2 separate regions of the Homo sapiens genome follow, and region 2 is linked to region 1. A link is an interaction called in ENCODE POLR2A ChIA-PET data of the cell type or tissue named here. Cell type or tissue: MCF 10A. All regions are shown on one strand.

Region 1 (8,000 bases):
CACTGTAGCCTGGGCAACAAGAGTGAAACTCTGTCTCAAAAATAAATAAATAAATAAGTAAAAATATAAATATAAATATAAAAAATAAATAAAGGCTGCTACTTTCCTAAAAATACTAGGTCTCTGATCAACTGGTGATGGGAATGGGATTAGAACTGCTGCAGGACCACTGGGGAGGGAGAGACAGGAAGAAAGAAGAAAACTGAGAGATTATCAACATTATTTATTGCTCATAAAATGTGTAGAAGCCAGGTGTGGTGGCTCATGCCTGTAATCCTGACACTTTGGGAGGCCAACGTGAGCTGATCACTTGAGGGCAGGGGTTCAAAACCAGCCTGGCCAACATGGCTAAACCCCATCTCTACTAAAAATACAAAAAATTAGTCGGGTGTGGTGGCACGCATCTGTAATCCCAGCTACTTGGGAGGCTGAGGCACAAGAATCTCTTGAACCCAGGATGTGGAGGTTGCAGTGAGCCAAGCTCATGCCTCTGCACTCCAGCCTGGGCGACAGAGTGAGACTCTGTCAAAGAAAAAAAAAAAAAAAAAAAGAAAGAAAGAAAGGGAAAGGGTGGGAGAAGAGGGCCCGGTGCGGTGGCTCACACCTGTAATCCCAGCACTTTGGGAGGCGGAGACAGGTGGATCACCTGAGGTCAGGTGTTCAAGACCAGCCTGGCCAACATGGTGAAACTTCGTCTCTACTAAAAAATACAAAAATTAGTTGGTCATGGTGGCAGGCTCCTGTAATCCCAGCTACTTGGGAGGCTGAGGCCGGAGGATTGCTTGGACCCAGGAGACAGAGGTTGCGGTGAGCCGAGATCACGCTACTGTACTCCAGCCTGGGTGAAGGAGTGAGACTCTGTCAAAAAAAAAAAAGAAAAGAAAAGAAAGAGAATGTGTAGAGCCTGAACCTGAAAATAAACTATTTCTTCTTCTGGCAAATGTTTAGAGGAGCAGATACAATTTAGCTACGCTTGCTAAAAAAGATTCTCCACAGTGAATATTCAAAGGGACATGTACCAACAGTCCTGAAAGAGGCTATACATCATGCCCCTCAGGCTAGGGAGGTACAAGTGTTCTCATAAGTTTTGTTTGTTTTTGTTTTTACAAGCTCACAGCTAAAATCGTGTTCTCATAGTTTTTGAATGCACTTCAAATGCACTATAATTTTTTTCTTTTTTTTGAGACGGAATCTCACTCTACGTCCAGGCTGGAGTGCAGTAGCGTGATCTTGGCTCACTGCAACCTCTGCCTCCCTGGTTCAAGTGATTCTCCTGCCTCAGCCTCCCAAGTAGCTGGGATTACAGGCATGTGCCACCACACTCGGCTAATTTTTGTATTTTTAGTAGAGATGGGGTTTCGCCATGTTGGCCAGGCTGGTCTTGAACTCCTGGCCTCAAGTGATCCACCCACCTCTGCCTCCCAAAGTGCTAGGATTACAGGCATGAGACACTGCACCCCACCCACATTAATATTTTTGAATAGGTTGTGACTATAATAGGAGCTTCTCTCCATGGCTGGTCAGCCTATTATTTGACAAATATGTTAAATTCTGCACAATGAACTATTTTTTTTGATACAGAGTTTCTGCTCTTGTTGGCCAGGCTGGAGAGCAGTGGCTCACTGCAACCTCTGCCTCCCAGGTTCAAGCAATTCTCTGGCCTCAGCCTCCCGAGTAGCTGGGATTACAGGCACATGCCACCACGCCTGGCTAATTTTTGTATTTTTAGTAGAGACGGGTTTTCACCACGTTGGCCAGGCTGTCTCAAATTCCTGACCTCGGGTGATCCGCCCGCCTCAGCCTCCCAAAGTGCTGGGATTACAGGCATGAGCCACCGTGCCTGGCCCAGAACTCTGTTAACCATCTTTACAGCAAACTGCAGATTTAAATGGTAGTTCCTTAAAAGCCCAAACTTTGAGGTCCAAAATATTTGGGAATTCCAGTATATTCAGGCATCATTCCCTTTTCCAAACCTGCCCTTGCAATCATATTCATCTATGTGGCATGCCCAGATTAGGGAATCCACTAATTTTATGATTTTATCCTTTGCTAATTAAGCTGAGATTTGTCCTCTTGGCAAATCTGTTAAAGCCAATGAATAGTCAGAACTCTCGGGAGTTATGTCAGCGTAGAAAAATTGATGAATTATCCCCATTCCCATCCCGACCTGTGGTCAATGGCTTTCATAGCTTTCTTTTTCCCTCCCTTCTTCCCTCTCTACTTTCCTCCTTCCTTCATTCCTCCTTTTCCTTCCTTCCTTCCCTCCCTCCCTCCTTCCTTCCTTACTTCTTCCTTCCCTCCTTCCTTCCTTCCGTCCTCCTTCCCACCTTTCTTCCTTCCTTCCTTCTTTTTTTTCTTTCCTTCCTTCCTTTCTTTCTTATTCTTTCTTTTCTTTCTCTCTCTTTTCTCTCTCTCTCTCTTTCTCTCTCTCACTTTCTTTCTCTCTGTCTCTCTCTCCTAAGCAGTCATTTTCTTCAAATTATATTTTTAAGTCAAAGAATTACCCCTCCTACGCTCCATGAAAACCTGATGAAAAGGGGATTGTTATGATCAAACTATAAAAGTTAGAGACAGAAAGAATAATAGAGATTAACAGGGGTTGGGGAAAAGGGGAGTGGGGAGCCAGTCTTTAATGAGTATACAGTTTCTGTTTGGGATGATGAAAAATTTCTGTGAATGGATAGTGGTGATGATTGAACAACTTTGTGAATATACTTAATGCTGCTGAATTGTACGTGTAAAAGTGGTTAAAATGGTAAATTTTGTTATGTGTATCTACCATGATAAAAAATGAACAGAGCCTCAGAGAAATTTGGGACATCATTGAGCTCATCAAAATACAGCTGATGGGAATACCAGAGGAGAGGAGAGAAAAGGGCAAAAAAAAAAAAAACAAAGGAAAAATATATCTAAAATGATCTAAATCTGATGGAAACATTAATCTACACATCCAAGAGATGCAGTGAACCCAAGTAGAGGCCGGGTGCGGTGGCTCACGCCTGTAATCCCAGCACTTTGGGAGGCTGAGGTGGGCGGATCACGAGGTCAGGAGATCAAGACCATCCTGGCTAACACGGTGAAACCCCGTCTCTACTAAAAATATAAAAAATTAGCCAGGTGTGTTGGTGGGCGCCTGTAGTCCCAGCTACTCAGGAGGCTGAGGCAGGAGAATGACGTGAACCTGGGAGGCAGAGGTTGCAGTGAGCTGAGATTGTGCCACTGCACTCCAGCCTGGGCGACAGAGCGTGACTCCATCTCAAAAAAAAAAAAAAAAAAAAAAAAAGAACCCCAGTAGAATGAACACAAGACAGAGATCCACACCCACATGCATTATAATAAAATTCTGAAAGCCAAAGAGAAAATCTTGAAACAGCAAGAGAAGAATGACTCATCACCGAAAAGGAGACCCTGATATGATGAACAGGTGACTCCTCATGAGAAACAGTGGAGGCCAGAAGGCAGTGGGATGGCGTATTCAAAGTGCTGAAAGAAAAAACTTATCAACCAAGGATCTGTGTCTAGCAAAACTATCTGTCAAAAATGAGGGCAAGGGGTCTGAGTGTGGTGCCTCATGCCTGTAATCCCAGCACTTTGGGAGGCTGAGGAGGGCGGATCATGAGGTCAGGAGTTTGAGACCAGCCTGACCAACATGGTGAAACCCTGTCTTTAAAAAAAATACAAAAATTTGCCAGGCGCAGTGGTGCGCACCCATAGTCCCGGCTACTCAGGAGACTGAGGCAAGAGACTCACTTGAACTTGGGAGGCGGAGGTTGCAGTGAGCCAAGATTGCGCCATTGCACTCCAGCCTGGGCATCAAGAGTGAAACTCCGTCTCAAAAAAAAAAAAAAAAAAAGAGAAAAGAATTTCTTTAGAGAGAGTTGGTAGCAGGTTGTGCTGCCCATCCTTGCTGCACACCCTCTGGTGGCAGAAGGAACTGTTGCTTTGTTAATTACAGCCAAGTGAAGAGTTTCTCAGAACCATTCCTCCAACTTGACTTTTGTGTTTGGAGAGACACAGGGACTGGTACCTGACTTGGACTTGAGCATGCCTAAAGGTGAGGGGAAATCAGAAGCTGTCCGTGGTCACTGAGTATGGACAGAGGGTCTCTGCTGATAGTAGCTTTTCTGCCAGGTTGATCAGGTATAGGTGGACCAGATGTGTAACCGTTTGACAAGGGCTAGATTTGGTTGCTGTCTATGGCCTCATAGGTCATGCATCCTAATGCTTCTTTTTGAAAGAACATTTACCACCAGATACCTAGGGCTAAGGAGGGGTTCCTATGAGTCAGCTGTATGGTAACTTGGAAGAAAAATTCATGGTGAAGGTAACCCGTGAGGAGATTATTTAAAAACCAATGGAGGGCTGACAGCAGTGGCTTATGCCTGTAATTCCAGCACTTTGGGAGGCTAAGACAGGAAGATCGCTTGTGGCCAGGAGTTTGAGGCCAGCCTGGGCAATGTAGCAAGACTCTGCATCTATCAAAAATAAAAATAATTAGCCAGGCATGGTAGTCCCAGCTACTCAGTAAGCTGAGGCAGGAGGATCACTTGAGCTCAGGAGTTCAAGACTGTAGTGAGTGATAGGGCAAGACCTTATCTCTTAAAAAAAGAAAAAGAAAGCAACAACAACAGTGGAAAATGCCTTGGGGAAAACAGCCCCAAAGTGTGATCTCTGCCTCAACCAAGAGACACACATGACAGATTCCAACCATACCAGTAATGCAGATTTTTTTTCTTTATTCTGTCTCTCCTCCCCACTGAGTTAGACAGCAGAGAGTCTTGCAGGAGGGGGAGGAGGAAAAGCAAAGAGAATAAATGGAAGACATCCTCCTTCCTGCCCTTCTCCACTGAAAAGGAGAAGCCCAACTCAAAGCTTCTCCGAAGTCCAACTCAGGCCTGACTTACAGAAAGAAGAAAGAAGCGGGAGGGCACAGTGGCTCATGCCTGTAATCCCAGAATTTTGGGAGGCCAAGGCAGGCAGATCACCTGAGGTCAGCAGTTCAAGACCAGCCTGTCCAACATGGCGAAACCCCGTCTCTACTAAAAATGCAAAAATTAGCTGGGCTTGGTGGCAGGCACCTGTAATCCCAGCTACTTGGGAGGCTGAGGCAGGAAAATCGCTTGAACCCGGGAGGTGGAGGCTGCAGTGAGCCAAGATCGCACCACTGCACTCCAGCCTGTGCGACAGAGCAAGACTCCGTCTCAAAAAAAGAGAAAAAAAAGAGGAAAGAAGCTTTAATCAATTGAGACAATAAAGTCTTTCTTCGGATCGGGCTGGATTTTTTAATAACTGGATAAAGGTGATTAATTTGTTAGTGACCAGGAGAGTCTACAAGGCTCTGGGATCTGCCTGAGATTCCTTCTGGGATCAGGGCAGAACAATGCAACAGGACAGTCTAAAAGAGCAGTTACTGAGAAGAAATGAATCTGCTTCCATTTGCACCCTTCCAAGTCTAGCTCATGCAAAAGCAGTTGTACTCAGATGACTATTTTACTCACCAGCAGCCACAGCTTATGAAAAAGGAAATTGACAAAGGAAGAGGGTGAAGGGGCATAGGCAAGAAGAAAAGTCTTGAACTAGTGAGCACTGAAATCAAAACCGCAGGCTTATGGTTAGAGAAATTTCCCCCATTTCATGTATGAGGAAGCGAATACTTCCAGAATGTGAGTGACGTGTCTTAGATCACACAGCTTAGAGTGCAGCAGAGGCTAAAAAGGGACAAAGGTTGTCTGGTTCCAAATCCCAAATAGAAGATGGACTCGATCCAGAGGTGACTCATGGTGGGGAAGGCAGGGGTCCAGGATCCAGGAAAACACCATGAACTGATAGAGCAGTTCTGCAGGATGAAGTAGCTTTTTCTATCTGTGTGAAGCCAACAATATGAATGAGTGGAGAAAAGAGCGCATAGCTTTCATTCTTCCAGAGTCTGAGTTTTGCAGGGGATTGACTGGGATTGAGAATACATTTGCAAGATATTTTGTTTTTCTTCCCAGGCTTTTGGTTTTTAAGAAAACAGTCTGGCCAGGCACAGTAGCTCACGCCTATAATCCCAGCACTTTGGGAGGCCAAAGCGGATGGATCACAAGGTCAAGAGTTCGAAACCAGCCTGGCCAACATGGTGAAAACCCGTCTCTACTAAGAATACAAAAATTAGGCTGGGCGTGGTGGCTCACCCCTGTAATCCCAGCACTTTGGGAGGCTGAGGTGGGTGGATCACCTGAGGTCGGGAGTTTGAGACCAACCTGAGCAACATGGAGAAACCTCATCTCTACTAAAAATACAAAATTAGCCAGGTATGGTGGCGCATGCCTGTAATCCCAGCTACTCGGGAGGCTGAGGTGGGAGAATCGCTTGAACTCGGGAGGTAGAGGTTGCAGTGAGCCCAGATCGTGCCATTGCACTCCCGCCTGGGTGACAGAGACTCCGTCTCAAAAAAAAAAAAAAAAAATTCTGGAGCCTGGGAAGTCCAAGATCAAGGCACTGGCATATTCAGTATCTGGTGAGGGGCTGCTTCCTTGTTCGTGGATGGCCGTCTTCTGGCTATAACCTCACATGGCAGAAGAGGTGAAGGAGTTTTCTGAGGTCCCTTTTATTTAATTAATTAATTAATTAATTAATTTTTTTGAGATGGAGTCTCGCTCTGTCACCCAGGCTGGAGTGCAATGGTATGATCTCAGCTCACTGCAACCTCTGCTTCCTGGGTTCAAGAAATTCTCCTGCCTCAGCCTCCCAAGTAACTGGGACTACAGGTGCACCCCACCATGCCTGGCTAATTTTTGTATTTTTAGTAGAGATGGGGTTTCACATGTTGGCCAGGGTGGTCTCAAACTGCTGACCTCAGGTGACCCGCCTGCTTCGGCTTCCCAAAGTGCTGGGATTACAGGCGTGAGCCACCGCACCCAGCCTGGTGTCTCTTTTAAAAGAACACTAACCCCATTCATGAAGACTTCACCCTCATGAACATAATCACCTCCCCAAAGCCCAACCTCCTAGTCTCCTCCCCTTGAGGATTAGGCTTCAAGGCATACATTTTGCGGGGACACAAACTTTCAGTCTATAGCAGCTGGTTTAATTGTTGAATACACTTCCATGGTTTAAAAATAGAAAAACATGGCCGGGCGCGGTGGCTCACACCTGTAATCCCAGCACTTTGGGAGGCCGAGGCAGGCGGATCACGTGGTCAGGAGATCGCGACCATCCTGGCTAACATGGTAAAACCGTGTCTCTACTAAAAATACAAAAAATTAGCCGGGTGTAGCGGCGGGCGCCTGTAGTCCCAGCTACTCGGGAGGCTGAGGCAGGAGAATGGCGTGAACCCCGAGGGGCGGAGCTTGCAGTGAGCCGAGATCGCGCCACTGCACTCCAGCCTGGGCGACAGCGCGAGACTCCGTCTCAAAAAAAAAATAGAAAAACATACAGGTGTCTAGTGATAAGCTCCTCCCAGCTCCTGTTCCTGTTGTTATGTTGTCAAACCCCAAAATATAACCACTGTTATTGATTCCCTGTGCATTTTTCTAGAATTTTTTTTTCTTTTCTTTTCTTTCTTTTTTTTTGACATGGAATCTCACTCTTTCTCCCAGCCTGGAGTGCAGTGGTGTAATCTCAGCTCACTGCAACCTCTGACTCCCAGATTCAAGTGATCCTCCTGCCTCAGCCTCCTGAGTATCTGGGACTACAGGCACAGACCACCATGCCTGCCTAATTTTTGTATTTTTAGTAGAGGTGGGATTTCGCCATGTTGGCCAGGCTGGTCTCAAACTCCTGACCTCAAGTGATCTGCCCCCCTCAGCCTCCCAAAGTGCTGGGATTACAGGCATGATCCACCGTGCCCGGCCTAGAGTTTCTTTATGCATATGCATGCCACTACTTAGCAGTACAGTCATGAACTGCTTAAAGATGGGGATGTGCTCTCAGAAATGCATCAAGTGATTTTGTTGTATGAATATAATAGAGTTTACTTACACAAACCTAGATGGTTTAGCCTACTATATACACCTAGG
Region 2 (8,000 bases), 990 kb after region 1:
GGGACTACAGATGTGCACCACCACACCTGGCTAATTTTTTTTGTTTTTAATTTTTAGTAGAGACAGGGTGTCCCTGTGTTGCCCAGGCTCATCTCAAACTCCTGGCCTCAAGTGATCCTCCAGCCTCAGCCTACCAAACTGCTGGGATGACAGGTGTAAGCCATTGTGCCCAGAATACTCTTATCTTTATTATTTCTTTACTTCTGCTTCTTTTGGGATTATTTTGCTTTTCTTTTCCTAGGTTCTTGAGGTGGGGCTTAAATTATTGATATGAGACTTTTCCTCTTTTCTAATGTGTGCACTTAGTGCTATAAATTTTCCTCTCAGCACTGCTTAGATGTGTCCCACAATTGATTTGTTGTATTTTCATTTTCATTCAGTTTAATGTATTTTTTTATTTCCCTTGAGATTTCCTCTTTGATGCATGGATTATTTAGAAATATGTCATTTCGTTTTCAAGTATTTGGAAATCTTCCTCTTATCTTTCTGTTCTTGATTTCTACTTTGATTTCGTTGTGGTCAGAGATCACACTGTGTGTGATATTAATTTCTTTTTAATTGGCTGTAGGTCAGGTGCAGTGGCACACACCTGTAGTCCCAGCTACTCGGGATCCTTGAGCCCAGGAGTTTGAGGTTATAGTGTGCTGTGATCACGCCTGTCAATGGTCACTGCACTCCAGCCTGGTAAACATAGCAAGACCCTATCTGTGGAAAAAAAAAAAAACCTAACAAAAAAATTAATTTGCTGAGGTTTATTTTATGGCCTATCTTGAAAAGAATGTGTACTCTGTTGTTGTAGGGTGGAATGTTCTACCGTGTCCATTAAATCTTGTTGCTTGGCAGTATTGTTAGTTCTTCTATAGTCCTGTTGATTTCTGTCTAATAGTTCTGTCAATGGTTGAGAGAGGTATGTTACATCTCCAACTATTATTGTTGATTTATCTATTTTTCTTTTCAATTCTTTCCATTTTTATATTATATATTTGCAGGTCTGATGTTTGGCGCATATACATCTAGGATTGCTATGTCTTCTTGGAGGGTTAACCCTATTGATATTAAATAGTCCTTCTGTCTCTGGTAATTTTCTTTGCTCTAAAGTTTACTTTATCTGAAATTTATATAACCACTCCTGCTTCCTTGTAATTAATGTTTGCATTATACATTTTTCCATCCTTTTACTTTCAACTTGCCTGTATTATTATATTTGACATGAGTTTCTCATAGAAGCATAGAGTTGGATAGTAGGTAATATTTTTTAATTCGCTGTACCAATCTCTGTCTTTAATTGTATGTTTAAATCTTAAATATCTAATGTAGTTATTGATGTCTTATTGATGTCTTAGGGCTTAAATCTGCCATTTTATTTTTTGTTTTCTGTTTGTTCTCTGTTTCTCATTTCTTTTTTCCGTTTCCTGCCTTTCTGTGGGTTACATAAACATTTTTTTTTTTTTTGAGGCAGAGTCTCGCTGTGTCGCCCAGGTTGGAGTGCAGTGGCACAATCTCAGCTCACTGCAACCTCTGCCTCCTGGGTTCAAGCAATTCTCGTGCCTCAGCCTCCTAAGTAGCTGGGATTACAGGCACATAAACATTTTTTAGAATTCCATTTTGGTTTATCTATAGTGTTTTTGGATGTCCCCAACCTCATGTCGCACAATCAATGCTTCAAAAGTTGAAAGAATTGGGCTATGAAGTTTTGCGTCATCCGCAGTATTCACCTGACCTCTCACCAACTGACTGCTACTTCTTCAAGCATCTCAACAAGTTTTTGCAGGGAAAATGCTTCCACAACCAGCAGGGTGCAAAAAATGCTTTCCAAGAGTTTGTTGAATCCCGAAGAACAGATCTTTACGCTACAGGAAGAAACAAACTTAATTCTTGTTGGCAAAAATGTGTTGATTGAAATGGTTTCTATTTTGATTAATAAAGATGTGTTTGAGCCTAGTTATAAAGATTTAAAATACACAGTCAAAAACCGCAATTACTTTTGCACCAACCTAATAAATTGCGATTGGTCGTATGTTGCTGCGTATACAAGTTGTGTGATGGGTACATGAGGGCTGATTAGAGCGTTCTCTGTACTTCTGGTTATGTTTAAAATTTTGCATAACAGAAAGTGAATAGTCATATTCACTAATAAAGGATGAGATCGTAGATGAAGAAGATGCATTTCCTATGACTAAGGACCTGATGACACAGTGGCACAACTGGATCAAATCTGGGCATGATTCAGAGCCGATTAAAATTAATAGACATTGTTCTGATGTCACCAAAAAAAGGAATGTTTCAATGTCATGTTAATTACCATTTTTATAAACTGATTTCAAGTCAAAATCAAAATTTCCTTCTGTTGTTCTTTTAGGCTAGATCTGCCAGTAACAAATTCTCCTAGTTTTTCTTCATCTGAGAATGTCTTCATTTCCCCTTCAATCCTAAATAATATTTTATCTGGGTATAGAATTCTGAACTGACAATTGTTTTCTTCCAGCACTTTAAAAATATTGTCCTGTTTCTTTCTGGCTTCTGTGGTTTTTTAGGAGGAATCTGCTGTCATTTGAATTTTTCCTCCCCTATAGGTAAAGTAGCTGTCTTCACAGGCTGCTTTCAAGGCTTTTTCTTTATTGTTAGTTTTCTGAAAGTGAATTATAATGCTACTAGGTGTAAATTTTTTTGGTTTTATCTTGTTTGGGATTTTCTCAGCTTATTGAATCTATAGGTTTATGTTGCACTCCAGATGTGGAAAGTTTAATGATTTTTTGACGACATTTTCAGTCTCATCCTCTTTCTGGTACTCCTGTGACATAAATTTAGGTGTTTGAGGTTCTGTTCTTTTTTTTTTTCTCAGTCTGTTTTCTCTCTGCTATTCAGATTGTATAATTTCTCATGTCTGATCTTCCAGTTCACTTTCCCCTGTCCTCTCCATTCTGCTAGACCATCCACTGAGTTCTGTGGTATTTTTGTTGTGGGTTTTTTTTCTTTTTTTTTAGTTATGGTATTTTTCAGTTCTAAAAATTTTATTTGTTTCTTCTCTATATCTACTATTTCTTTGCTGAGGCTTTCGATGTTTTCATTTGTTTAAAATGTGTTCCTAATTGTTGACTAAAGTGTTTTTATTGTGCCTGCATTAAAATCTTCATCAGATAATCCTAACATCTCTGTCATCTCGGTGCTGGCCTCTTTTGAATGTCTTTTTTCATTCAGTTTGAGATCTTCCTGGTTCTTGGCATGACGCTTGATTTTTTATTGAAACCTGGATGTTTTTGTATTATGTTATGCGACTGAATTTTCCTTAAGCCTTCTGTTTTAGCTGGCTTTCTGTGTCAGCACCCTGGAAGAGGAGAGGGAAGGCACTGCCTTGATACTGCCACGTGGGGTAGACGTCAAGATTCTCCAATCATCATCTATTGACACCCAAGCTGGGGGACTCCTTGTTACTACTGAGTGAAAGTTAGGGTTCCAGATTTCCATATGGTCTCTACTTACACCACAGTAGGAGAATCTTTGTTACCAGCTACTGGAGATGAAAGCCCTGGCTCACTACTTGGTCTTTTCAGACACCACTCTGGCAGGGGTTGTTGAAGTACCCCATCATATCCTCATGAGGGTGGAAGTCTCTGATCCCCACCAGGTCTTTGCTAGCATGGATCGGGATGGGGCCACAGTTTTTACTGTAGTGTTTGGAGCATAATGGTTATCGTCTAAAAGTCTTCTGCCTTGCTAGGCTGCCTCTTTCCTTATCCTTTAGCTAGAGAGAATAGCTTTTTGTTGATTTTTTTTCTCCTTCTCTGCACCTGTTTCTGGCTTCTTCAGCTTCAGGCCCAGGACATATGAGCCAAAAAAAAAAAACAAAAAGCAAAAACAAAAACAAAAAGAAACAGCAAGCTCATCACTGTGTCATTCCTCAGGTCCCACGATTCCCGGCTGGTTCACCTCCTTCTCTCTGCCTTTCAGAATCTTCTAACTTTTATTTATATAAACCAACCCAGAGTTTCTAGTTGTCTTTAGCATGGGGAAAGGGGAACAGTACATCTATCCCATCATTCTGGAAACATGTATATACACACACACCCATACACACACTGCATTTATGTTAGTATCAGTTATCAGGTCCTAATGTTCATTCTCCCTTTGCCTTCTCCTTTGCACTCCCCATTATGTGCCATTTTTCTCTCCCTCCCTCTGCCCCACACTGTTAGATTTGCTGTGCTCCCTTTTCTGGCCTTCCCCCTTGTTTTCTTCTAAGACTGAGGAAGAGTCTATTGGATGTAGCAGAATAATTTGGCAACTATTTAAAACCCATCAATCCTTTCATTCCACCTCATTCAGTCTCACCTCCCACATGGTCTCACCCCACACCTGTGCACATGGGGCCTGGCGAGGCTTGCTGAGCACTGCAGGAATCCACTTGAGCCTTACAGCTCACAGACATCCAGGGATCCCTCTAGGCATCCTCAGCTTGTATGATCCCACAATTGCACTTTCCTCATGATTATTTCTGTGACTAATTCTTCCCCTTGTCTCTTAGTGTGTGGTGCTTTATGCCTTCCACGTTTCATTCTCTGAAGTTTTAATTGATTTCTTACACTTCCTCCTCATGTGTGTGGATTCTTTACTTGTTACAAAATCACTATTGCAAAAGCCTTGATTATAAAAGTCCCTGGCACAAGCTTAGCGTCTGCTAAACTATCTGACTGCCCACACCCTTTCTCTGGACTTGTTTTAACCTTTTTCAGTTCCGCTCCAAGTGCTCTATGGTGTGGTTGTTTCGTAGAACTGGTGCTTAAAGACTAATGTCTCTCCCTGTTGTGCCTGCTGGGTTTCTAAAGAGGAAACCAAGTAGCTAATAGTCTATTTATTTTTCCAACAGTCTCAGGAAACAAACTCATGCAGGGCATCTATCTGCATAAAAGAAGTAGTAGCTCCATTGCTCTAGCTAAAGGGTAAAGCCACATTGGTATGCACTGCACAAAAGTAGAGGCTGACTTTAAGTCATAATTTGCATTTTCTCCTTGCAGAGCTATTTATCTGGAGATGTTAGAGTTCCCTGTATGTGGGAAACTCTCATTTAGCATTGTATAAATGGACTCTGGCTGAATCTGTGGAGCTCAGGCAGATATCTAAAAGTGGGCAACATGTTCTCTGGAATAGCTTTCCATAATTCTTTAACAACTGGTACCTGGTCCTGGTATGAAGGAACGGTTGAACTCAATTATCTCCCCATGAGAGAATTCCAGAAGAGATGGCTTAAACCCCAATCTCAGAGGTTTGAAGGAAATTCACATCTCCAGAAGGGACTGTGGAGGACAATGTCGCTCAACTATTTTAAGTTAGCAAAATGTCTCCCCTAGTCAGAGTAGGGAAAATGTAAGGTAAATATTTAAACAAGCGAAAGGAGGCAGTAAGCAAGAAGACAAAACCAACTCTACCTTCAAAATCATACAAAGAAAGAGGCTGGATTCTATTGGAATTAAATTGATGGAAAGGTCCTGGACCAGGCTGTGTCCTCCCCATGTGGCTGCAGTGGACACTGGACAAGACCCACTGGTTTATTTTGTGACTTTCACTCATGTGATGCCATTTATCAAGGTCACATGGCAAGCTTTTGGGAAAATCCACCCAGATTGCTGGTCTTTACTTCATTCCACTGTGGTCACACAGCTTAGCTACCAAGGGATTGGAGTAAGAAAAGTGTGCAGTGGGAGGCTGGGGTTGATCGTGGATTTATTTGGTAATAAAGGTCCTTGGGCCACATGTGCTCTGAATACAGTGATCTCACACAGACTTGCTCCCATTCAGGGACCTTATTACATATATGTCTCTCTTTGCCTCATGGTCATTCTTGTGTCACCAACCAGACTCCAAGTTTCTTGAAAACAGGGATGGTATCTCAGACTTAGACATTCCCTGGTATCTAACACAGTACTGGGCTCAATAAATGCTACATCGACTTGAGAGGGCCTGACAAAGGCTGGGCACAGTGGCTCACGCCTGCAACCCCAGCACTTTAGGAGGCTGAGGTGGGAAGATCACTGGACCCCAGGAGTTGGAGACAGCCTGGGCCACATGGCGAAACCACATCTTTAAAAAAAAGAAAGAAAGGAAGGAAGGAAGGAAGGAAGGAAGGAAGGAAGGAAGGAAGGAAGGAAGAAAGGAAAGAAAGAAAGAAAGAAAGAAATTGAGACACAGAAGCCAAAAATAACAAAAATGATGTTTGATAGAAAACCCATTTGAGGTAATTTATAAGTAAGAGAAAAAAATTAAAAAATAGAAAGGGCCTGACAAACATGCATATTAGTTCCTATGGTCAGCCTGAGCCACAGAGGGGCCGAAGGCAGAAGGAGCAGGAAGATCTGAGATGCTTCAGCAGAGAAGGGGACCTCTGAGGAGACTGGATCGAAGAACCAGCTACAGAGTCAAGCTAGTGAAGGAAATGCTTAAACTCATTGAAAGAAAAGCACCCCTCCCTCAAAGAGGGCTCCTTACCCCAGACAATGCCTGGAGTTGTCTCCTCTCTCACAGCCAGAACTCAGAAGGCGTGGATTTGCATCGTATCTGCTTGACTTACTGAGGCAGATCAGAGAGGGGCTCCTCCGCTCTGCAGAGCTCAGAGACTTTCCTCTCCCCAGAAGAGTTAGTCTAGTCATTGCTGGTGCCCCTTCTTTCGGATCAGGCTGTCTAATCATCCTTCCATACCTGGCCAGTGGGGTGCAGGGGGTTAAAGGTAAAAGAATCTTTCCTATAAAGTAGTTTAGATAAATTCTGAGGATGAGGATATTGATGAATTGGCAAGGAGAGTGGGGGGTGGGGCATGCAAACCTCTATGTAGGAGAGGAGAATCGATTTGATTAGGTTTTTTAAAAAAAAAGAATGGGGCCAAAACACAAATGGATATCATGGATCTCTCTCTCTCCCCCTCCCCTCCCCCACCATGCACACACTCACACACACACTCACACACACATGCACCCGCCCCAGGGCTTCTGCTTTCCTCCCGGGGCTACCTGTGTGCCAGCATCATAATTAACCTGCATCTCCCGCTTATCACCTGCTGCACCCCCTGTTCCCACTGATGCTTTAGCTTCTCCAGGGCCCTGCTCTTCATTTAATCTCACAGCTTCTCATGGTGCTGTAATTCCAAGGCAGGGGGAGGACAGCACTATGTATAAATCTCTCCAGCCGCTCTCCCTCCTCCCCAGCCTCCCCTTGGCTTACAGGCTCCCTGTGACCCCAGAGACTCCCAGAGATGGATGGAGATTCCTTCCTGGTCCACTGGGCTGTCAGAGTCCCCAAGACTTGCTGTGCAATTTTACACTCTTCCCTAGATTAAAAGCAAAGTCATTATGAAAAATCTACCTGTCCTGAGTGAAAGCCTACATACATACAGCAAAGGCTGCTTTCCCACGGTTCTGCTGGGCTAGGGCTGGGGAATTGGCATTATTGGGGGTGCAGTAAAGGTTAGCCTTTTTGTCTTCTTTTCTGCAAAAGCCGTTTTTACACATTGCTATTTTGAAAATAATAAAGCACTTTCTTTGGGAACTTGGGGTCTTGGTCGTGTTGTGGGCGTTGGCTTCCCAGCCTCTGCTTTATTTCATTTGTCTGCATTTCTCTTTTCTTATTGGGCCTCCCTGAAAGTGTTCAGAATGTCCCCAGACTCGAGCACCGTTTTCTGTCTGCCACTTCCTCATTCCTTGTTCCTCAAATTCCCAGAATACAGTGGTTGACAGCACTGGCGGGTTTAGGGACAAGCCAAGCTCAAGTTCCAGCTGGGCTGTTTGTTCACTGTGACCTTGGGTGAGTTCTCTCACCTCTTGCACTGCGGGCATGATGACAGTACCTGCCTCAAGGGGTTGAGGCAATGCATGTATAAAGCCTCAGTGGGGATCTGGGGTGCTCCCTAAATGTTAGTGATTGTCATTATTATAATTTTGGAAAGCAAGCTTCCAATGCCAGAGTAAGACCTTCACATATAAAAGATTTAGAATGTTGTGGGGCCACCAGGACCC

Evidence for each region. Peaks named below come from ENCODE experiments on the same cell type or tissue, not always from the same donor. Only the 100,000 strongest peaks of a DNase experiment are listed, where the experiment ranks them.
Region 2: POLR2A ChIA-PET joins it to region 1 with 7 read pairs; 1 of 35 experiments calls an interaction of 5 or more read pairs at or near these places.

Annotation. Positions count from the first base shown.
Region 1 is chr1:224,166,778-224,174,777 of GRCh38, reverse strand. No RefSeq gene overlaps it. Among named protein-coding and RNA genes, the nearest start is that of DEGS1, 12 kb to the left of the region's middle. RefSeq lists enhancers at 3,718-4,687, 4,688-5,657. In MCF 10A, a CTCF peak has its summit at 3,900 (motif pointing left); a DNase peak (open chromatin) is centred at 3,927.
Region 2 is chr1:223,177,639-223,185,638 of GRCh38, reverse strand. No RefSeq gene overlaps it. Among named protein-coding and RNA genes, the nearest start is that of TLR5, 38 kb to the right of the region's middle. In MCF 10A, no CTCF peak of the experiment used is centred here; a DNase peak (open chromatin) is centred at 4,618.